Regions from separate parts of the Homo sapiens genome. Here regions 2, 3 and 4 are each linked to region 1. The links are chromatin contacts, found by Hi-C or POLR2A ChIA-PET in ENCODE. All regions are on one chromosome and are shown on one strand. Each heading gives the region's core, a stretch centred on a gene start or an enhancer-like site at or near the end of the contact. The rest is flanking DNA. Distances are from core to core; before and after follow the strand shown. Region 1 holds the start of RSPH6A (radial spoke head 6 homolog A). Region 2 has its middle 28 kb from the start of IGFL4. Region 3 holds the start of EML2-AS1 (EML2 antisense RNA 1). Region 4 overlaps NOVA2 (NOVA alternative splicing regulator 2).

Evidence for each region. A loop is a pair of places that touch in the nucleus more often than their neighbours do. ChIA-PET counts read pairs that join two places held with the same protein, here RNA polymerase II (POLR2A). Pooled maps may share reads with other maps.
Region 2: a map of MCF 10A shows a loop between it and region 1 (11-fold over the local background). The contact joins the enhancer-like site here to the promoter of RSPH6A in region 1. A Hi-C loop is called at or near these places in 6 of 168 maps with a recorded cell type or tissue (HCT116, HepG2, K562 and 3 more), 3 of 37 single-sample maps with no recorded cell type and 14 of 50 pooled maps. POLR2A ChIA-PET finds 5 or more read pairs at or near these places in 1 of 52 experiments (IMR-90).
Region 3: a pooled map shows a loop between it and region 1 (4-fold over the local background). The contact joins the promoter of EML2-AS1 here to the promoter of RSPH6A in region 1. A Hi-C loop is called at or near these places in 3 of 50 pooled maps. POLR2A ChIA-PET finds 5 or more read pairs at or near these places in 4 of 52 experiments (B cell, WTC11, activated CD4-positive, alpha-beta memory T cell and 1 more).
Region 4: a loop to region 1 is called in a pooled map, with 2.6 times the contacts of the local background. The contact joins the enhancer-like site here to the promoter of RSPH6A in region 1. A Hi-C loop is called at or near these places in 1 of 50 pooled maps. POLR2A ChIA-PET finds 5 or more read pairs at or near these places in 4 of 52 experiments (H1, HepG2 and WTC11).

What each region holds. Positions count from the first base shown.
Region 1 is chr19:45,813,215-45,818,492 of GRCh38, forward strand. RSPH6A (radial spoke head 6 homolog A) reads right to left here and starts at 2,094. Exons shown (of 6, transcript NM_030785.4): 1 at 1,313-2,094. The coding sequence starts at 1,962. SYMPK (symplekin scaffold protein) reads right to left here. Exons shown (of 27, transcript NM_004819.3): 23 at 4,745-4,932; 24 at 3,584-3,760; 25 at 3,268-3,363; 26 at 2,637-2,969; 27 at 2,196-2,483. The coding sequence ends at 2,346. RefSeq lists an enhancer at 3,768-3,837 and a silencer at 3,998-4,087.
Region 2 is chr19:46,066,658-46,071,935 of GRCh38, forward strand. It overlaps a transcript of IGFL4 not described here. Among named protein-coding and RNA genes, the nearest start is that of IGFL4, 28 kb to the left of the region's middle. Within about 2 kb of position 2,039, at least 3 of the 41 ENCODE cell types and tissues checked have a DNase peak (open chromatin) inside an H3K27ac peak, as active enhancers do; they include PC-9, where a contact is called at or near this core.
Region 3 is chr19:45,640,244-45,645,442 of GRCh38, forward strand. It overlaps EML2-AS1 (EML2 antisense RNA 1), which reads left to right and starts at 1,251. Exons shown (of 2, transcript NR_130729.1): 1 at 1,251-1,523; 2 at 1,982-2,597. It also overlaps a transcript of EML2 not described here. RefSeq lists enhancers at 1,658-1,717, 2,239-3,090, 2,248-2,507, 2,518-2,567, 2,958-3,007 and 3 more.
Region 4 is chr19:45,950,495-45,955,772 of GRCh38, forward strand. NOVA2 (NOVA alternative splicing regulator 2) reads right to left here. Exons shown (of 4, transcript NM_002516.4): 3 at 3,286-3,452. Among named protein-coding and RNA genes, the nearest start is that of NOVA2, 21 kb to the right of the region's middle. RefSeq lists an enhancer at 2,041-2,988. Within about 2 kb of position 2,651, at least 2 of the 41 ENCODE cell types and tissues checked have a DNase peak (open chromatin) inside an H3K27ac peak, as active enhancers do.

The DNA.
Region 1 (5,278 bases), core at 844-3,343:
TCAGAGCCTTTGCATTTGCAGTGTGCTCTGCCTGGCTCACTCTTCCTCCGGTCATCTGCAAGATGCTCTCCCTCGACTCCTTCAGGGCCCTAATCAAATGTCACCTCCTTGGACAGGCCTTCACTGACCCACACAATTTATTTTTTTGAGATGGAGTCTCGCTCTGTTGCCCAGGCTGGAGTGCAGTGGCACGATCTCGGCTCACTGCAACCTCTGCCGCCCGGGTTCAAGTGATTCTCCTGCCTCAACCTCCCGAGGAGCTGGGATTACAGGCCCATGCTACCATGCCCTGATAATTTTTGTATTTTTTAGTAGAGACAGGGTTTCGCCATGTTGGCAAGGCTGGTCTCGAACTCCTGACCTCAGGTGATCCGCCCGTCTTGGCCTCCTCAAGTGCTGGGATAACAGGCGTGAGCCACCGCACCTGGTTGGACCCCCACTATTTCATGTGTTCCCTAGCCCTCTTAGCCTCCCTTATTTTTCACCTGAGTCCTTAGCTTCAGTTTATCACTTTTTCTGTTTCTTGTCCACTCTCCTAGAATGAGAGCATCCTGGGTATCTAATGGAGGCTGAGAGCAGTGTTTTGTGACTGTAGCTAAGTGGCTTTGGCAAGTATCTTCCTCAGGCAGGGAGGTTTAGTTGCAGGATAAGAGGGTCTCAGGAGGGCTGGGCACGGTGGTTCATGCCTGCAATCCTAGCACTTTGGGAGGCTGAGATGGGCGGATCACTTGAGGTCGAGTTTGAGACTAGCCTGGGCAACATGGTGAAATCTTGCCTCTACTAAAAATACAAAAATTAGCTGGGTGAAGTGGAGCGCGCCTGTAACCCCAACTACTCGGGAGGCTGAAGCAGAAGAATCACTTGAACTTGGGAAGGAGAGGTTGCCCTAAGCCAAGACCACGCCACTGTGCTCCAGCCTGGGTGACAGGGTGAGACTATGTCTGGGGGAAAAAAAAAGCAAGAGGGCTTGGGGAGCCAAATCACGTGTTCTGGAATCCTGACTCTGCCATATCCTAGCTGTGTAGTTTTGGGTAAGCGACCCAACTTCTCTGTGTCTCGGTCTCCTCCTCTGTAAAGTAGGATGAGCTGATGTGCTCATCTCCGGTGAGAATTAGGTGAGTGTGTGCAGTGCCAGCACATGTCTGGGAAGTGAATGCTAGCTGTTGTTGGCATTGATTCCGACTCAGCTGAATTAGAGTCACTGGTTTTCCATGAGGGATGATCCCTTGTCTGACTGACTGAGGCAGGCACTTCGGGTGGGGCCCCTCCCTGCCTGGGTCCCCCACCCGCCCCACTCCTAGCCCCTGCTCACAGGCTGAGGTCGCAATTGATGCTGGTCTGCAGCAGGTAGGCCTTGGCGTTCTGCACGGCCAGCTCCAGAGGCTCGGGCTCAGGCACCTGGGCACTGTAGTGTGGGAAGCCCAGCTCAGAGGGCAAGAACTGAAGGGCAGGGTCATCCCTTATGTAAGGCCCGTGCTGGGCACCTTCAGAGAACTGGTCTGTCTGGTAGAGGTTGAACTGGCCCAAGGGGTTGACTGGGGGCTCCTGGAAGGTGGGGTCCAGTTGCTGGAACAGGCTGCTTTGGCCCTGCTGGAGCCGCTGCAGCATTAGGCTGGTGGTGAGCTCGGCGACCTGCATCCTGCTTTCATCAGAGTAAGGCTGAGGCTGGAACTCTGAGGGAAAGCCCGTGTTCACAGATGGGTACTCCATGCCACCCAGCCGGGCTTCCTCAGCCTGGAAGACCTGGGGCATCAGCAAGTTCTCCTGTTGGGACAGGCTGCCCCTCTGTGACCAACCAGGGGCGTTTCGCTGGGCGTCTGGAGGTATCTGCTGCCTCTCCTCGGGGTCCGCTGCCAGGGCCTGAGCTTGGTCCCGACTGTGCCGCCTCTGGGAGGCCTGAGAAGTCCTCCGGCCCGGAGGCTGCTGGGCAGGGCGCTCAGGGTAGGGCGGCAGGTCTCCCATGGTTCGCCAGGAGGCACAGATCTCTAGGAGAAAGGCTTGCAGACAAGGAGGCCAAGCGAGAGCCACCTGTCGACACCGCCGGTTTCTGAGCACCGAGAGAGGGGGCCGTTACCCGTGGAGGGCGCGGGGAGCGGGCCAGGGTGGGTTCCGCGCAGGCTCTGGGCGCGCACTCCCGATCCCGCGCAGCCCCACGGTGGACGTCGCGCCAGACTCGAGACGGCACCCGCGCCCCAGGCCCGCCATCCCTTTTTTTTTTTCTTTTCAGTAACTTGCCCAAGTTCACATCTTTTATTTCTTTTTAAGGCAAAGCACCCGCAGGTCAAGCCCCGCCCCGTCCCCCAGCCCCGAGTCCCTGTCCCACCCCCTTTCCCCCTCGAGCCCCGTCAGCTGTTCCCCTTGGCCTCGGGTTCCCTGGCGTCCTCGGCAGCCGGGCTGGGAGTCTTCATAGCATCTTCTCCAACAGGTGCGAGGGTCTGGGGGCTCCGCTCCTCCTTCAAGGTCAGCCCGCCCGCTGCCGTCTCCTGGTGACCGGGGAAGGAAAGGGCAGCCGGGTGGAGGGCGCGGTCACCTCCACGCTCCCCTTCAGGCCCTGCCCCCTGATGGCCCCTCCTCCCCCACCTTCACCCCGGCCCAGATCCGGCTTCTTCCTTCGCAGCGGAGGCTGCTCTCCCTACCTTGGGTAGGGGGCCCTCGAGACTAGAGTCCAACAGCGCGGCCTCGGTCAGCCCCGAGTCGTCATCCATGCTGATGAAGATGCCCGGGGTCTCGCACTCAGGCCCCTCCTCCCGGAAATCCATGGCTTCCTCAGACGGGGGCGGGCCTGGCCGGGCCGACGGAGAGGGAGAGGGGGAGGAAGAGGAGGGGGCTCCCACTCCTCCCGGCTTCAGCTTCTGTTCCTCCTCCAGCTGCCGCTTTAAGGCCTTCTCCTGGGCCAGTCGCAGGCCGATGAGGTCCTGAGGGGGCCGGGGTGCTGGGGCCGGGGCCAAGGTCAGGGGCTCCAGATCATCCTGGGGATAGGGAGGGCCACACAGAAGCTCAGAGGTGGGTGGCTCAGAGGACGGCCGGAAAGAGAAGGAACCACCCTGAGGTGGTCTTTGAGTTCTTCACCAAGAGCATGGGGAGGAAGGGGCAGTTGTCCCCCAGACCCCCAACTCCCAGCAGGAGCATCCCCTGGGAGACGGGTGGCCCAGAGGCAGGGGTGGCCTGAGTCTCTCGGGGTCAGGAGGAGGCCATGGTGAGCCTTGCTGGCTTGGGGTAGGGGGTGGGAGTCTGGGGATCCAGATGGGTGGGCTGCAGGGCCCTCACCTCCTCCAAGGGCCCCGCAGGCGCCTCCTTGGCCTCTGGCTCCTGCTTGCCGCTGGCCTCCAAGATGGTCATGATGGAGTTAGGGATGTGAGCTTGCTGGGTGGAGAGCAGGAAGGGGGCGCTGGGGGCAGCTCTGGCACAGAGACCCCATTTGCACACCTCAGGTCCGGGGGCCCTAACCCTCCAGAACTCCCAGCAGTGCAGGGCCTTCTTGTGTCCGCCTCCATCCAGTCCCCACCAACCAGAGGGACCCAGGGGGCCGCCCACCGCACACCCTGGGTGGGGGGAAAGGGTACCTGGTGGGGGGAAGGGGTACCTGGTGGGGGGTGAAGGAGCGGACATGGGCCAGCAGGGGCTCCCGGAGCTCTGGGCACTTGTCAAAGACGGCTCCCAGCTGCTGGGGCGGCAGCTGCAGGATGACCTGGAAGCTCTGGGGCTTTGTGCGCTGGCAGCACTTGATGAAGCCCTCCCACACCTTGGGGTACTTCCACACCTGAACCAGGGAGGGAGGGAGCCGTCGGGAGAGGCACACAGGCATCCCCCCGAGCCTTGACACTGGGAGAAAGACCTTGCCAAGACCATGCCCAAATCCCACCATCCAAGATTCCTCTGGATGGGCAACAAGCAGCCCCGACCTCCCTCCAGAGGCCTTTGTCTTCCCGATCCAGGCGGCTGGACCACGAGGGCAACTTGGGAAGGGGGTGGAAGAAAACTCAGCCGCCTTTTACCAGAGCTCCCCCTGGGCCAGGCCCAGGCTAAGTGCTGCGGGAGCACCTCTCATGACATTCTCACGGCAGCCTCCAGGGGGCGAAATTACCCCTGCTAAACAGCGGAGGTCCGTGCCGGTGCCGGGACCTGTCCTGGGTCACATGTACATTCTCACCGCAGCCTCCAGGGGGCGACATTAGTCCTGCGGGGTTTGGTTTTTTTGTTCTCTTTTTTTTTTTTTTTTTTTTTTTTTTTTGAGAGATGGTCTTACTCTGCCGCCCAGGCTAGAGTGCAGTGAGTGGCGCGTTTCTTCCTCACTGCAGCCCCAAACTCCTGGGCTCAAGCAGTCCTCCTGTCTCGGCCTCCCAAAGAGTTGGCATTACAGGTGTGAACCATCACACCTGGCCTTATCGTGGTATTTCTAAAGCCCAAATTTCTAGCACCTCTTAAAAAACTGGGCCATTTTTCAGCTCTGGGATGCATCCTGGCCGGGCACACAGCGGTGGAGGGTGAGGAGCAGCCATGCCTCTCCCGGGTGCACACCCCTTGAGGGTTACCACAGCTCCTACCACCCAGCTGCCCTCCCTCATCACCTGGGAGCTGGCCCAGTCATACACCCTGGAGCACTGCTATTTTCTTGGCAGGAGGCAGAGCAGAGCCTGCTGTCCTCCACCGGGCTCCCTCCGGGGTCAGACGGGGGAAGGGGAGGGCAAGCAGGCTAGAAGCTGCTGTCTGCAGCCTGGAGGCGGGGTGGCCGGGGATGGGTTACCTGCTTCATGATGAGGCGGGACAGGATGTTCATGACGAAGCCCCCCAGGCGGGGGTACATGGTCAGGGACTGGATGACGGTCCTCATGAGCAGCATGGGCAGGGGGCTCTGCTCCATCAGCTGCTGCATCACCACGGCCAGCACCTCTGACGTGTACACGTTCCGCTCCGCAAAGCACAGGTTGGTGGCTGCGAGGAGGCGGAGAGTGGGCCTGTCCTCTCTGCCCAGCTGCCCCCTGGGAGGTGGGAGTCCCGGCCTCTGCTGTCTGCCCATGTGAGGGGAAGACTTCTAAAGCCCTGACTTCTAAAGCCCCTGCGGGAGAGAGGAGACTCCCCCGACCCAGCAGAAGGCACACTGCAAGCCCCGCCCTTGGAAAACCTGCAGGCTTGGTTCAAGGGAGAAGACATCCAACTCCAGGAAGCCCCAAAATGGGTGGAACAGGGAACCCGTGGCCCCTCACTTTAAGGACGACCTTGGGAAAGATGTGTTGCCAAGCCCTGGGGGAGTGGCAGGGCCCCCCACCCCTGCTAGGGA
Region 2 (5,278 bases), core at 789-3,288, 250 kb after region 1:
TCACATGGCTAGAGTGGGAATGAGACTGAGAGGAAGTGTCACACATTTTTAAATGACCAGATCTTGCAAGAACCCACTATTGTGAGGACAGCACCAAGCTATGAGGGATCTTCCCCATGACCCAAACACCTCCTGCCAGGCCCCACCTCCAATACTGGTGATTATATTTCAACATGAGATTTGGAGAGGACATTCAACCTATATCAACCATTTAAATTTAAAGTTGAGGAATGAAAACATTTAAGAGCAAGTAAGCATGAATTATGTTCACCCAATCGTACTCCTAAAACCATCTCAGCTCCTCTCCTTCAGCCAAGGGCATGTCCTCATGTCCAATCTGGTTCTCACTGGAGAGATTTGGGAGTGGGAACTCTGCAATCTTGCTGTGGTCAATAAAAGAACCTCCCAGAGGCTCACAGGGGCTTCAAGCTTCAATCGTAGTCCCCATTTCAGATCCTCTGACACTCTCCCATCCACTCTCCTTGTGCCTGCTTCAAAGCCACAGCAAACAGAAGCCAAACCTTTAGTAAGGATGATCCCAATCTCAATTCCAACCCCAGCCCCAGCATATCCACCTTTGCCTATACCTAACACTACTATCTGGACATCCGCTTTCAGCCCAGGCCCTCGCTGTTTTCCTCATTGCCTCTGTGGCACCTCAGTCCCAGTTTGCCCTCCACCCATCCAGGAAGCTCACTCCCTTCCCTGGATTCTCATCTTGGCTCTTTTATGAGCTTCCTTGCATGCCTTCACCTTCCTGGGTTCCAGAGAGCCCAAGACCAGCTCCCAGGAATAGTGCCCCTACCCCGATGAGCCTGATCCCAGAAGAATTAGCCCCAAAGTAATGCTGAGCTTTAGCCAGAACAAAAGCTAGCCTAGAAAATTCCCCAGGCAGGAAACAGATGACTGCACATAAGTCTCATTGCCGACCCCATTCGTTTCCCACAGGGGCTTGTCTGCATCCTCATCCACGTGTGCTCAGGCTCAGAGTGAGTTTCAGGTGAGGAAAGAGTGATGAACAAGCAGAATGGAGGAGGAATTTGTGGGGTTGCAGGATGGGGCTCTGACAGGGCCCCAGGTTGGCAGCCAGGTTTGTTTCTCTCTGGGACCCACATCTGATCTATCCCTCAGGAAAGAGTCAGTCAGCCAGCCCCCAGGTGTGGAAACCAGATCTGTGACATCATGGAGAACTGCTCCATGGATAAGCCCATGAGTAAGCCCTAGTGCCATTTACCCAGGTGTGGATTCACCTGCTCCTATGCTCCACTTCCAGCAATGATGACAAACATTCTTTGGTCCCTTGGATCAAAAGACTTTGAGTCAAAAGGTTTCAGGTGTGAACTCTGACTGCACCTTCCCCCATAATCAAAGAAGGATCCAGGTAGGAATCCCTGCCATGCTCCAGGCTGAAGCGGGGAGAGAGCAGCAGAAAAGGAATTTCAATAACTGGGTCCTCCCAAGAGGGGACCCTGCTCTGTTCTCCATCTCTCCACCTTTTGTCACAGATGCTCTTCAACCAATTCCGCCACCATGTGTCACCATGTGTCTCTGAACACAAATCTTAAACAATCTCTTTATCTCTCCAGATGAAGAAAGACCCACCAGGGCAGACAGAGCTGATGTTTCCTTGCAGTGGCTTAGACAGTAATCTGAGGTCCTGGGATACAGGGTACATTAAGATATTAAAGACCTCGAGCTCTGAGTGTCGAATCTCATCATGATGGAATCCAACATAAAACAAGACTGAATGCAAACATGATGCTTAATTGTGTGCGGAATTGAAAAAAATAGTTCTCAATTTTTTTGCTTGCAAATTGTGGGATACGTTTACCAGATTTGAACTTTTCCCTTATTTGTCATCCCGCTTTGTTGATTCTGTAACCAGGGGCTTGGGATTCATTTTGGGGATCCCAAAGCCCTTGTTTGTTGAAGGGTTTCAAAGTCTGGTAGGAGGGTGGTGCACACACAGATAGAATTGTTCATCTGTGGGCGGCCTCTGACTCCCTCCCTGGGTAGGCCTCCAGGCCCAATCCTTCCTTCTGAGGAACCGCCGGGAAAGACTTTGATCAAAACAATTAAATGCATTGGGAGCTCAGTCTGAGGCAATTATGTGGTTTCATAGAGGAAGAGGTAGAGATGACTCAGGCATTTCTGGCCCCATGTCAGCCTCAGGGCAATCACATTCGGGATTTTGCAAAAGACACATTCACTCTGAGCACTGGAGACCTACATCTCTTTGTCCAGTTGACTTAAGTTCTCACCAAGTGAATATCTTCATGCTAAAGACAGTTTCATTTGTGATTAGGGACAGGAGAGCATGTTTCCCCTCGGTCCTCTGATTCTGACTGGAGGGGCAGTGCTGAGTTCTGGATCGGGGCTGCTGGCAGTACGTGGGAAAGCTGTCCTATCAGTACTGTATAGAACAGGTGGTCAGAGAAAATGCCTCCCTGGAAAACCTTTTCACATGGTTGAATGTCCCCAGACATGAGAGGGAGTGGAGGACTTTGTTCTAGAGCCCACCTCAGAGGCCAGGCACTGCCAATGCCATGAGCAAAATCTTCCACCTCTTTCCCCCAATTTTCTCTCCATCTGGATTCTGTGTTGCTGAGGTCATTTGCTCTGTCTCTTCCTACCCTCTGTATTCTTCTCTCTCATCTGACTGACTTTTCTCACTCAATTTTCAAATATCACCTAAAATAATAATACAGATAAGAAACAAATGTATTCTAATGAAAATGTTCAGTCTGAGAAGTAAAGATTACATGGTGAGCATTGATAATTTTTATCATGCTTCCTACCCTCCCCAAAGGTAACTGCATTTAAGATGTAGTGTTTGTATTTTTCCATAAATTCTGTATAGTTGAATACATATAAGTCTACATATATGCCACACTTTTCCCTTCTTATAAATAAGATATCATACATCCCCCCCTTGAAGCCCTAAAAGCCCACAGATCACAGATAATTCTCATGGCTGCCTAGATTTCTATTTTATGGATAAATTGTAATTTATTTCATTTGTCTTCTTTTTGAAAATTATGTAGGTTGTTTGCAATATTTCAGCCTTACCCTAAAAATTCTGCAACAAATATTCTTGTATGTACATATTTGGGCACTTTAATTAGAGTGTTTAGTCAACAGCAATAGATGTGAAAATTCTGAAGCAAATTGTGTAAGATGCTCTGAGCCATATGCATAGGGAAAAATCTAAACAATAGATTAGACTAAAGCAATAAACATGAATGAACAGGTTCAGGGTTTCAGTTTTAAGAATTGAAACATATTTTGAATGGCAGCCAGTAAAATGCACTGACTCCAAACACTTCAAACAAGACATTCCTGTTATCAGGAAGGTTAGGAGGGTAACGCTTGTTTTGTTCACTAAGCTGGGTGGACTCATGATTACTGAAGCAATACTCATTTCTGCTTTAGTCTCCTATGTTTGCATCCCATGAAGCTCAAATACGAATTGAAGCAAATCTCTAAGATTTTTTTTTTTTTGCCTTATCTCCTAAAACTTGAGGAATGCATGTGTTCTTAGTGATTCACATCCACGGGACAAAAACTCAAGGAGAAATAAGAGCTGACGTCATGCAAGTCTTGGCTGCTTTTGTTACTATACATTTTCTCTGAGAGTCCAACAGACTTCGGGCTGGAACTTGGCACTGGAGACTCATGTTCGGAATCATAGGGGAACATCTGGCTGTTAATCACTTGCACAATTTAGAACATTTCCTTTACATTGGCTTTAAATTCTAGCCCTTATTTCATTTTGTAGTCTTATTTTCTTTCTTCTGCATGCTCACAATACCAAGCATTAAATGTATTTTAATAACTAAAAAAAAAAAGGAATTTTATTTCTGGTGGTGTTACTAATGGTTGTGTGATTGTGCAGAGTCCAGAAAGCTGCTGACTTAACTACCCATCACCCAGCTCAAAACGCCCAATCCCCTCTTAGGTGAAAAGTGATGACCATACAGATATTTAAAGGAGAAGCACCCTCACTTACAACATCAGAGGGTCAAATCTACAGGCTCATCAGCTGTCCTACATTTTGTCAAAATAAAGCTCCTCTCAAACATGGAGGCACATCGGCAGTTCATGGAGCCAGAAGTACCTACTTCACCCTCTCTCTTACATGGGTGGGCCTGAAGTACTCCTTATCAGGGCATCTGGACTCTATTTTGGGTGTGTGCAAAGTGTTTTGAAGGGTTTTTCTTGGTCGATGTTTTGTATTTGGGGGAAAAATTAATCATCCTCAAATTGAATCGCCTAATCACCAGGTGACCCCAGGTGATGGCATGGCACCATACTCTCCAGAGGTCTGCGATATTTGCCCAGTGGAGTACAGCTCCCAACAAGCCTGCGGTCCTCCATTCATGATGCTCTCTAGAATCCCAAGATGGCGTTTGTTTGCCTGCATGGGATTCACCTTCCATGACTCTCAGGAATCAGGAACTCAAAAGACATGATCCTGTTTTTTTTTTTTTCTTTTTTTCTCTGCCTATGTGTATCAGCTCAGCCAACCTCCTCAATGTGCTTTCCCTCACGCCAGCGGCACACCAGCAAGTCAGCAAAGTTCAGGGGCTCAGTATGCACTGAATGAGGACACAAGTCTTATTTGCCTCTCCCTTGACTATGTTGGGGGTAAGGAGAAGACACAGCCTCTCTGCAAGCACAATACTCTTCCCTGAAAGGCCACCCTCTTTCTGGTTTCCAGTACTCCTCTTATATCACTAGTATCACTAGTTGGTTCTGCTTCTCTCCCATCCAGGGATCTGGAGAAGTTTCATATCAAATAAACATAAACACACGAATAAATGGGTGTGGTCCTGGAACCAAATAAATAATCTTCATTGAAGTGGGGATGGGGAGGTGTAAGACAAAGACAGTAGTGACTTGCATTAGACAGGAGGTAGTGTGAAACCACGACTCCTGAAACTGTAAGCCTGGTCTGCTGATCATGGACACCAGCAGAATGAATTCATAAGTTCAAGTGGTGGAATAATATTTTTACAGAGGTAAAAGAAAATAACAGCCAACAAAGACCTTTCTAAAATAGCCTTCAAAAATGGTAAGGAGGTTGGGCACGGTGGCTCACGCCCGTAATCCCAACACTTTGAGAGGCCAAGACAGGTGGATCACATGAGTCCAGGAGTTTGAGACCAGCAACTCCTGGGCAACATGGTGAAACTCCATCTCTACAAAATAAAAAATTAGCCAGGCATGGTGGCACATGCCTGTAGTCCCAGCTACTCGGGAGTCTGAGGTGGGAGGA
Region 3 (5,199 bases), core at 1-2,500, 170 kb before region 1:
GGTGTGGCTCTGTCGACCAAACTGGAGTGCAATGGCGTGATCATGGCTCACTGAAACCTCGAATTTCCTAGGCTTAAGTGAGCCTCCTGCCGCAGCCTCCCAAGTAGCTGGGTCTACAAGCGAAGGCCAGCACGCCCGGCTATTTTCTTTCTCTCTCTTTTTTTTTTTGTTTTTTGTTTTTTGTTTTTTGTTTGTTTGTTTAACGGAGTCTTGCTCTGTCAGCAGGCTGGAGTGCAGTGGCGCGATCTCAGCTCACTGCAACCTCCGCCTCCCGGGTTGAAGTGATTCTCCTGCCTCAGCCTCCCGAGTAGCTGGGACTACAGGCACGCGCCACCACGCCCATTTTTGTATTATTAATAGACAGGGGGTTTCACCATGTTGGCCAGGATGGTCTCGATCTCTTGACCTTGTGATCCACCCGCCTAGGCCTCCCGAAGTGCTGGGATTACAGGCGTGAGCCACCGCGCCAGGCCTAATTTATTTTCATTTTTAGTAAAGACGAGGGCTCGCTATTTTGCCCAGCCTGGTCTCGAACTCCTGAGCTCAAGCGATGATTCCCGCCTCCGCCTCCCAAACTGCTAGAATTATATAGCCTTAGTTTTTGACTCTGTCCAGATCTTCAGTATGGCCCCGCCTCTGGAGTTGACCACGCCTGTCATTCTGAGCCTCCCTTCTAACCCTGTCCCTGAGTTGACTCAGTTGCTTGAGAATTGACTGCTACCTCCCGCCAACGCTCCTTCTCCGGCCCGCCAGGCATTCTGATTACGTCCATTTTCACGTATTCCTTATGTGAATACCTTCGAGGCCTCCAAGTTGGCTGCACCTCTTGGCATTTGACCACGCCCCTACGGCCCCGCCCAACCTTTAAGCCACGCCCTTTTCAACCTGGCAGTGCCCCCCGATTTTGATGTCAAAGCTTCTGGAATCTGGAATGCCTCCACCTGGTCTCAGCCTCTGTTACTCCGTACCCCAGATTTTAATTTCGCCCAGGCGAACACTGTGGCTGCACCCTTAAATTCCTCAGACTCCCTCTTTCCTTGTAGAAACTCTGTGGCTGCTGCCTTGACTTCATCCCTGAAACTCAACGGGGCCTCTCCTGTACCTTAATAACCACGCCCATAAGCCAAGCTCCTCCCTGACTTCCTCACCCAGTAGACCTGACCGTCCAGCTTCTAAAAACTCTGGCCACGCCCCTCAATATTGACTCCGCCCTCCCAGACCTTCCACTGTTACCGTGCCACCTCAAGATTGGTCCCTCCAAGGCTCTGGCACCGTCCCCGCTTTTGAACTAGCTGGCCCCACTCTAGGTTACGACCTCGTGGCCTGGGGCATGACTACATTTCTCGACCATTTCCTCCCTATCTCTTTCTGCGGCTTGACGCCGCCCCAGTCCTTACCCTTCCTTTTTGGCGCTACAGTTGCTGCTGGAGGATGTGGTCCGGCTGCGGGGGTCCTCACGGCGCACCGAGGCGAGGCGCTCTGGTGACAAGTAGCGGCGGACACTGCTAAAAGAGAGCACACAGGTGGGGGCAGAGCCTTCTAGGCCAGCAGGCGAGTGCCGTGAGCAAGCGAGATTCTCCCTGCACCCTCTGCTGCTGGAGCTCAGGCAAACAAACCACCTCTGTCTCCCACGAGGTCTTGGAAGAGGCTGGGGGTCCCGGCCTTGTGCCTTACCTGCGCCCGGAGGTCGCCTCCTTCTTGGGAGAGGATGGGGACGTGGCATAGCCACCCACGCGCCGCGGGGGTCCCGAGCCATTAAGGGGCGTCCTGGTGGGAAGGCCTTTCAAGAGCTGACACACTGGAGGGATGGGGTTAGGGGACAGAAGAGGGTGAGTATAAGGACCAGGCCCCGGTCCTCCCCATCCCACCCCTCCAGTCTAACGGGGATACCCGAGGCAGTGGTGCCTAAGCGCGGAGGCGCCCGGCCCTTGGGGGTGCCCCGCGCGCGTAGCGCCGCTCCCTGTTCTTCGCATGCCCGCAGGCGACGCAGAGCATCCGCCAGCGCCGCCTTTAGGACCGCCAGCTCGTCTTCCTGTAACTGCAGCCGCTGCTCCAGCGCCGACACGCGGTCGTCCACTTCCATACCGCTCGTGCCCGACAAATTGTCATCTGGAAGACGGGGGAGTGCCGGCTGCAGGGCCACCCAGGAGCTCCAGTGCCCAAGGGGTCCCTCCCGCCTTCCTGGGTCTAAGCGGGGGGCCAGCCACGCCCCTTTCCTGTCCCGCTACCTGGGGCTGGGACACTTGGACATGAGCCAAGGAAGAGGACTCTGAAGGGGGAAGGAAATCCCCACAGCTCTCCAACCCATCCGCACACTCCTCTCTGCCACAGCGCGCTGGCCGTGTGACCTTGGGGAAGTCCCTTCCCTCTTATTTTCTAAGAGTCTGTGAACCCAGGAGCCTCTCGCTCTGGCTTTAAGATGCTATGACTAAGACGTGACCAGGCGCAGTGGCTCACGCCTGTAACCCCAGCACTTTGGGAGGCCGAGGCGGGCGTATCACGAGGTCAGGAGATCGAGACCATCCTGGCCAACATGGTGAAACCCCGTCTCTACTAAAATAAAATTAAATTAAAAATAAAATAAAATTTAAAAAAAAGCCGGGCGTGGTGGCGCGTGCCTGTAGTCCCAGCTACTCCGGAGGCTGAGACGGGAATCGCTTGAACCCGGGGGGTCGGAGGTTGCCGTGAGCCAAGATCGCGCCACTGCACTCCAGCCTGGCCACAAAGCGAGACTCCGTCTCAAAAAAAAAAAAAAGAAAAAAGAAAAAGAAAAAAAAGATTCTTTGATTTTATGACTAAGACGTTAAGTATCTATGAGTGATAAGAGCATTTGCAAAATGACACCAACCTACTCCTAATGACACTAAAGTTCTAGAATTGATCCCCAACATCCTCCGACGAAGATTCTGTTATGAATACCAACGTCTCTTCACTGTTTCTAAGACTTTCCAAGCCAAAAGGTCATGCCTAGCCTCCCCGTTTCCCCTCCTCTCCTCACCCTGGGGTTCGACCCTAGAGCCAGCTGCAAGGACAGAGCTTCGGCGGCCCCTGGCGGCGGACTTGGGGGTTGCAGGCAGCGCATGGCAGACCCAGAAGACCCAAGGGAGATGCAGACCGGATTGACAACCAAACTCTTCCCCAGCAGGCATTCCTCTTTTCTGTTCCCCTTCTTTATTTCGCCTCTGTACCCCGCGCCCCAGATTTGGCTCTCCAGCCTATGGGTGCAGCCAAAATGACTCCCCGAGTCGCCCCCCCAACCCCGCTCATTTTCCCAAAGTGGGAGGGGCGGAGACCGAAGTGGCCCCTCTCCCCCTTTTCCCGCAGAATACTCATACCCAGACTCATTGCTGACCACAACCAAGGAAGCCCTGGTTCCCAGCCTGGTGGAAGTAAAGGTGGTAGCTTAGACGGGGACAGGGCGTGGAGCTCGCCCCTGCCATCCCGCGTCCACAGGCCGCGCAGCTGGCCCTCTGGGCTCCGCAGTGCAGCCGCCGCTCCTCCCTCCTTCCCTTCGTAGCCCAATCGCCTGCCGAGGCTTGCCCGCCCTGCCCCCCACTCAGCGCCTCCCAGGTCCGGTGCCTGGACCTGCAGAGGGAGGTGGGAGCCTCCTGAGGTCAGAAGGAGTGAGCCGTCAGGACTTAGAACTCGTAACAGGGGGAAACCTCTAGGGGTCTTGTTGGCATCACGTTTTGCAGACGGGAAACTAAGGAAGGAGGCTAGTAGGAGTGTGCAGAGACACGCCAAAGATCACTCAGCCCGTAGGTGGGGGCTGGGGACCCAATCACCTCCTGTGCTCAGCCTGGTCCTACCTACCATTAATTATACGACCAGAAAAATGGCATCTGTTACTGTGAGCTTACATGTGCCAGGCACTGCTCACGCAAAACATTTAGCACGTTCCCGGCTCATGTTGATGCTCGATAAATCCAGAATAGGATTAACTATTTTTATGATACCTAATGCTTTTGGCAACTCTAGTAGTTGTAGTAGCATAATCCATTTTAGGAGGAGAGGAGGAGGAAGGTTACTGAAGCCCAGAAAGGTGACGTTACTTGTTACACGGACACACAGCCGTTCAATGGAAGAACCCATACTCAACAGGAATGGCCACCCTGTCATTCTGGCTCTTAGAGGGACAGAGGAGGACAAAATAAGCATTCTGGGTCCCCTGCCAATTCCAGTGGTCCCTGGCACTAGGGTGTGTGCCCAGAGGACTGAACCTCCAAACTGAGTTAATAGAGGTGCTTTCATCTTGACCCTTCTGCCCCACCCAGAGAGGCCAGCTGCACTGTCAGGCCTTGGCCAGCCCATCCTACCAACCCCCACACCTCCACCATCCCCATCCCTGTGACTCAAGCCCTCCGCTCCCTCCTGACCATCCCCCCATCCTCAGCCTTTTCCCAGAGACCAGGCCTCACTTCCCACTTTTCCCTCCCAACTCCCCTCTTCTCCTATCTCCCCTCACCTGAGCCCGACACCCACAGTGGTCCTTCTGGTATCACACCCATTTGTCTAGGGAGAAGGGATGGTGCTAATGCATGGGAGGGCCAGGGCCAGAGGATTTGGGAGGTATCCTAGAAGCAAAGTCCTCTGGCCGTCCCTTTCCAGTCCCACACTCTGCCCTCAACTCAACACCAAATCCACCCCCACCCCCTCTGTCTGTCCCCCTGCTATGGAGATAGGGGAGCATTCCAGAAGCTTGAGGGGAGAGAGAAAGGGCAGAGTTCCAGGCCCAATCGACCCCCAGGCCGTTCCCCCTTCCAATCCCAGGTTCCTTCGGGTTCTGCCCCCTTCTCTCCTCTCCGTCTAGCCACCTCGGGAGTACAGAAGGATCCAAGTGGATGGGGGGCTGGGATCTAGGTTTTGGGGACCAGGGACCTTGCTCTTGGGTCAGGGTCCTGCTGAGGGAGAGAAAAGGGGGATCTTCAGCAAGGGAGGGGGTTGGGGACTTGCAAGGAGGAGGCTGGGGCAAGAAGAGATGGGTCCAGCCTTGGGCGGGGCCAAGGTCGGAACTGAGGAGGGGTCTCACCGTTGCAGTATCGCAGCAGCGAGGACGTGTCGTACAGGCCGCAGAAGGCCGGGCCGCGCTCCGCCATCGCCCCACCACAGCCACCGCCGGCCCCCCCGGTCCCAGCCCGGGCCCGGTCCCCCCAACCAGGCCCTGCCTCCCGTTGCCATAGCAACGCCCTTCGTTCCAGC
Region 4 (5,278 bases), core at 1,401-3,900, 140 kb after region 1:
CCAGTGCCTGGCACATGGGAAGCGCTAAGCCAATGGCAGCTGCCTTCATGATAGACCCTGAATTGTAGAACTACAGCATCTTAGAAAGATCTGCAGATGCAGACTCATAGAATCTTGGAATCCCAGGACATTAGAACAGTAGAATCTTAGATAATACATGCTTAGAATCTTGGAATCACAGAGCCATAGAACTGTTGAAGTTTTAGAGCCAGAAGGACCAGAGACCATCTGCCCCAGTGATTTGCAAGCCCATGGAAATTTGCAAATACTACTACTACCACCACCAACAATAACAACAAAAGCAGCATCAACAGCTAACAGTTTAATAGAGTAACTTATCTAGGTTCCACCACAACCCTAAGATAGGTGTTATTATTACCCCATTTTCTAGATTGGGAAATGGAGGCACAAAGAAAGAACTTGCACAAGTTCTTTCACAGGTAATGAGCAGTAGAGTCAGGATCTGATCCCGGGCCAGAGTTTATGCTCAGATTCCTAAGCCTTACCAGAAATATTGATTCAGTGGTTCTGGACAGGACCCATGAATCTGCATTTTAAGCTACCCAGATGACTCAGATATCAGCTAGGGGTGAGAGCCACTGGTATAACCCAGAAGTGGCAATCTGGTGATCCTCAGGCCCCAGTCAGCCTACAGCCATACATGTTTTTTTGACCTTCATAGTGTTTTAAAAGCAGAGTTGGCCTGGCGCAATGGCTCACGCCTGTAATCCCAGCACTTTGGGGAGCTGAGGCGGGTGGATTGCTTGAGTCCAGGAGTTAGAGAACAGCCCGCAACATGGTGAAATCCTGTCTCTACAAAAAATACAAAAATTAGCCAGGGGCCGGGCGCAGTGTCTCATGCCTGTAATCCCAGCACTTTGGGAGGCCAAGGAAGGCAGATCACCTGAGGTCAGGAATTCGAGACTGGCCTGGCCAACATGGTGAAACCCCATCTCTACTAAAAATACAAAAAATTAGCCAGGCATGGTAACAGGTGCCTGTAATCCCAGCTACTTGGGAGGCCAAGGCAGGAGAATCACTTGAACCCGGGAGTTGTAGGTTGCAGTGAGCTGAGACCAGGCCATTGTACTCCATCCTGGGCAACAAGAGCAAAACTCCGTTTCAAAAAAAAAAAAAAGAAAAGAAAAAAAAATTAGCCAGGCGTGGTCGTGTTCACCTGTAGTCCCAGCTATTCAGTGGGCTGAGGTGGGAGGATCGCTTGAGCCTGGGATGTCGAGGCTCCAGTGAGCCTAGATCATACCACTGCACTCCAGCCTGGGTGACAGAGTGTGACTCTGCCTCAGACTAATATATATTAAATAATAATAATAATAAAGCATTTTAAAGTCAGTTGATCTAAAAAATTTATGGCTTCTTTTGAAAAATTTGGAAGATGTGGTAGCACTATGTTCATGTTCCCAAAGTGCAATAATTCGGTGGATTTGAGTGGCAGCTTCTCCCTTTAAAGATGGCATACCCTCTCCAGAGAGCAACAACCCTCAAGGCTTTTGTTACCTTTTTCAATACTTTAGTTATTTAATTTATAATCCCTGGTTTGGCCCAGCTGCTGCACTGTAATAAAAGAGAAACTGAGGTCTACAGAAGGAAAGGGGCTCTGAGTAACACTGCAAGTCCAAGGCAGAAAAGAAGTAGACCTGTTTCCTGACTCAAAAATCCCATAATAACAACAGAGAACATTTTTGGGGCTAACTTTCTATGCATTATACACATAAGCTATGTGCTTTTCAAACATCAACGAACACTAACCATCACCCTTAAGGAGGCATCATAATGAATCTCATTTTACAGGTGAGAAAAATGAGGATTGGAGAAATCAAAGTCACTTGCTCAAGGTCACATAGGACGTAAGTACTGTACGGAGAAGGATTCAACTAAACAACAGAGCCCAGAGCCTGAGTTTTCAGCTATGATCTCCCTCAGTCTTTGGAACACTCGAGTAATAAGGCAGGGAATAAATCCTGGTTCTATAACCTTTCGACTCCACTGTCTCAGAGCTCCTGTGGATTAGGGGGAGGGGGTAGAAGGCTCAGGCACAGATGGTGCTGACCCCATTTTCCTTGCAACATTCACAAACTCCTGATGAACCCTGAGTCCCTTGTGGCCACGACCAAGGCGGAGGGAAGAGGCAATGCCCTCGCCTCCCTGTAAACTGTGAATAACTTGTGCGCTGCTGGTGGGAAGGGATTCGGGAGAAACCTGGCGGGGAGCGAGGAGCTTCAGCACCAAGGACAGCGTCCGCGCTACACGCCCCAAGCCCTGCGGTCTTTTTTGGGAGCGCTCCACCCTGCAGCTCTCCTCCAGGCTTCTCCGCCCACCATTTCCCCATGAGCTTAGGGGAACTCAGGCCTGTGCTCTGCCCCACCTCAGGGCAACGACAGGACCCAAGAATTCCAGATTTTACGGACTCCCTCTCTCCTGTCTTTGCCTCTAGGTAGACGTTAACGAGCCCTCGCAAGGGGCCCTCCCGTCAGCCCAGGGGTTCTCGCCCCATTGCACGGAGTACGCATGCATAGGGGAGTGGGGACGGGAGAGAAAACGGGAGCCAGCCCCGCGTTTCCGTTCCCTTACGCACTTCCGGGTCCGGACAGCGCTGCCTGCAGCTTTGAGGGGAGCCCACCTGCCCCGTGAGCGCCGTCGTCATGGCAACCGGACAGGCCCGGGAAGCGATTGGCCACTCCCTGCCACGCCCCTATGCCACTGCTTCCCCGTAACTGAGGCAACGGAGGGGCGCTGCCTTCCCCCTTCCATTCCTTCCTGGAGAGGGCTGTGTAGGAGAGGGACCCACCTCTTCTCTCGCTAATGAAACACCACCTCTACCCCCATACGTTAATTATGGAGGGAAGGAGGATGAGAGGCCATTTGTAAACTCTTCTGGATGTGGCTGAACTGTCACTGAGGTCACTTCCGGTGATAGCAGGAAGTGGGAGGCAGGTCGTTCAGAGAGACAATGGGATGAGGTGGAAGAGAGAAGAGGAACTAGAGAATCCTAGGAAGAAAGGATCGAACAATAGGGAATCATGCCACATTCTCCCAGACCTTCACTCCCTCTCTGAATCAAGCCCACTCTAAATGTTCTGGAGTCCTTTCTATTCTATTAGAGCTGACTCCCTAAAAATAATACTAACCACTACCATGTGGTCTTTGACTGATGAGATTTTTATCAGCTTTGTCCCATTGAACCTCACAGTAAGCAGTGATGTGGGAGGAATGTTTCTTTGTGAATGTCAACAGCTTTACAGCAACCCAGTCTCTGCCCCAGCTGACCTGCTTGGCTCTGTCGGGGTTCATCGTGGTTTGGGGTTGAAGGATGTTGACCACCTCAGGCTTGGTCATCGCTTGTGGGATTTCTCGGACCTTCTCGGCAATAAAGCTGTGCACAGCATTCAAGGCCTCTGCCGTGCCCTGTACTAGGCATACCCGCTCTGTGGTTCCTGTTGAGCAAGGGAGAGAGAGGGCACACTCATGAGACAGGAATGGGAACATTCCTGAGAGACAGGCCCCATTTAATGGAAGAGGCAAGCTGAGGTCCAGAGAGTGGACCTGACTGATCACACGGTGAGCCTGGGGGAGCGGGCATGGGCTGGCAGGCCATGATGGGCAGCTGGGAGAATGAGTGCCATCCTGTTTTATAATCTGCACTTCATCTCCCTCCCCTAAAACAACCTCTAGGGATGGAAGAATGATGCTTAAATGTTTTGCGATGCCCACAGCAGCCCTGGGCAGGGGAGACAGGGCTCAGCTGCCTCTTCTCAGTTCTTGCGGTTCCCTGGTTGCTTTGGCAACCATTCACTCACTCCGCCCCCCTCCCCTTCTGGAAGCAGAGAGCTCAGGCCTGCAACGGTTGCCACAGTAACTGGAACCCCCTTATCGGTCTGGCTGGCCGGGTCCTCAGCCCACCCCCAGGGGGACGAGGGACGAGGCCCTGTTGTCATGGCAACCCCTGAAAGCCTGCAGCGTTGGCCTCTGGGCTTTTTGGAGAGGATGGGGGAAGAGCTGGGGGATGGGGGAGGCAGAGGAGAGGCCTGAGTGCCTGTCTGAACCCACCAGATGGAGGGCTGAGGGGTGGGGGAGGGCAGGGGTGTGGACAGGGGAGAGCAGGGTGGGTCAAAGACTGCTCATGGAGGAGTGAGGACCAAGGAACTGGGGAGGGAGGGTCTTTCCTGGAGATTCTCCAGATACTGGCTGTGGCTCTGTCCTGGGCATCCTTCTCATTTCTGCATGAGAGTGTTAGGGAGTGGGGGCACGGGGGAGAGAGAAACTGGGGGGTATTGGGATATGTGTGTGAAAGAGATTCTGGGTGACACTGTGACCAGTGTGTGTGTCTGCGAGGCTGGTGAGTGGTGTGTGTGTGTGTGTGTGTGTGTGTGTGTGTGTGTGTACTTGAGCAGGACTAGCTAGATGATCCTAATCTGTGTTTGTAGAAGATAAAGTGCAGAGACTGCCTTATGAACAGACTATGTGACACAGTGATTCCGGTGAAGATGTTCGTGCGTGCCCTTGTGTGTGGGACAGACTTTGGTGTCGCTTTGATGATGAAGGTTATGTAGACTCTTTGTGAGACAGAGCTGAGTGTATGTGAGAGTTTGAGAGAAAGAAACAAAAGAATCTCACAAAGTGGGATAGAGGCTACACAATGAATATATACCACTTTGAGACTGGATGGCAGTGTATGTGTCTGCATTTGTGTGTGTACGTGTGTTTGTGAAAGTGAAAGAGAGACACACTTCTGGATGTTTCTGAGACTATTTGGATGACCAGTGTGAATATACACATATGTACAGGAGACAGGAAAGACCCTATGACCAGTGTGTGTGAACCTGAGAAGGAGAGACAGACAGGTAGACTCAGGTGTCAGTTTGTAGGACTTTTTGGATGACTGGTGTGTTTGTGTATGTGTGTGTCTGAACATGTGAATTACAGCGAGACAAAGAAAACTTGACTGGTCAGTGTGAGAATGTGCGTGCCTGGGTGAGCCGGGATGTGTGTGATGCGTGGAGTGTGAGTGTGTCTCTCTCTCTTTGAAGGGGATTCTGCCCCTGAGAATGTAAAAGGTCTTGAGTGTGGCCGGGTGCGGTGGCTCACGCTTGAAACCCCAGCACTTTGGGAGGCCGAGGTGGGCAGATCATGAGGTCAAGAGATCGAGACCATCCTGGGCAACATGGTGAAACCCTGTTTCTACTAAAAATACAAGAATTAGCTGGGCGTGGTGGCACGCACCTGTAGTCCCAGCTACACGGGAGGCTGAGACAGGAGAATC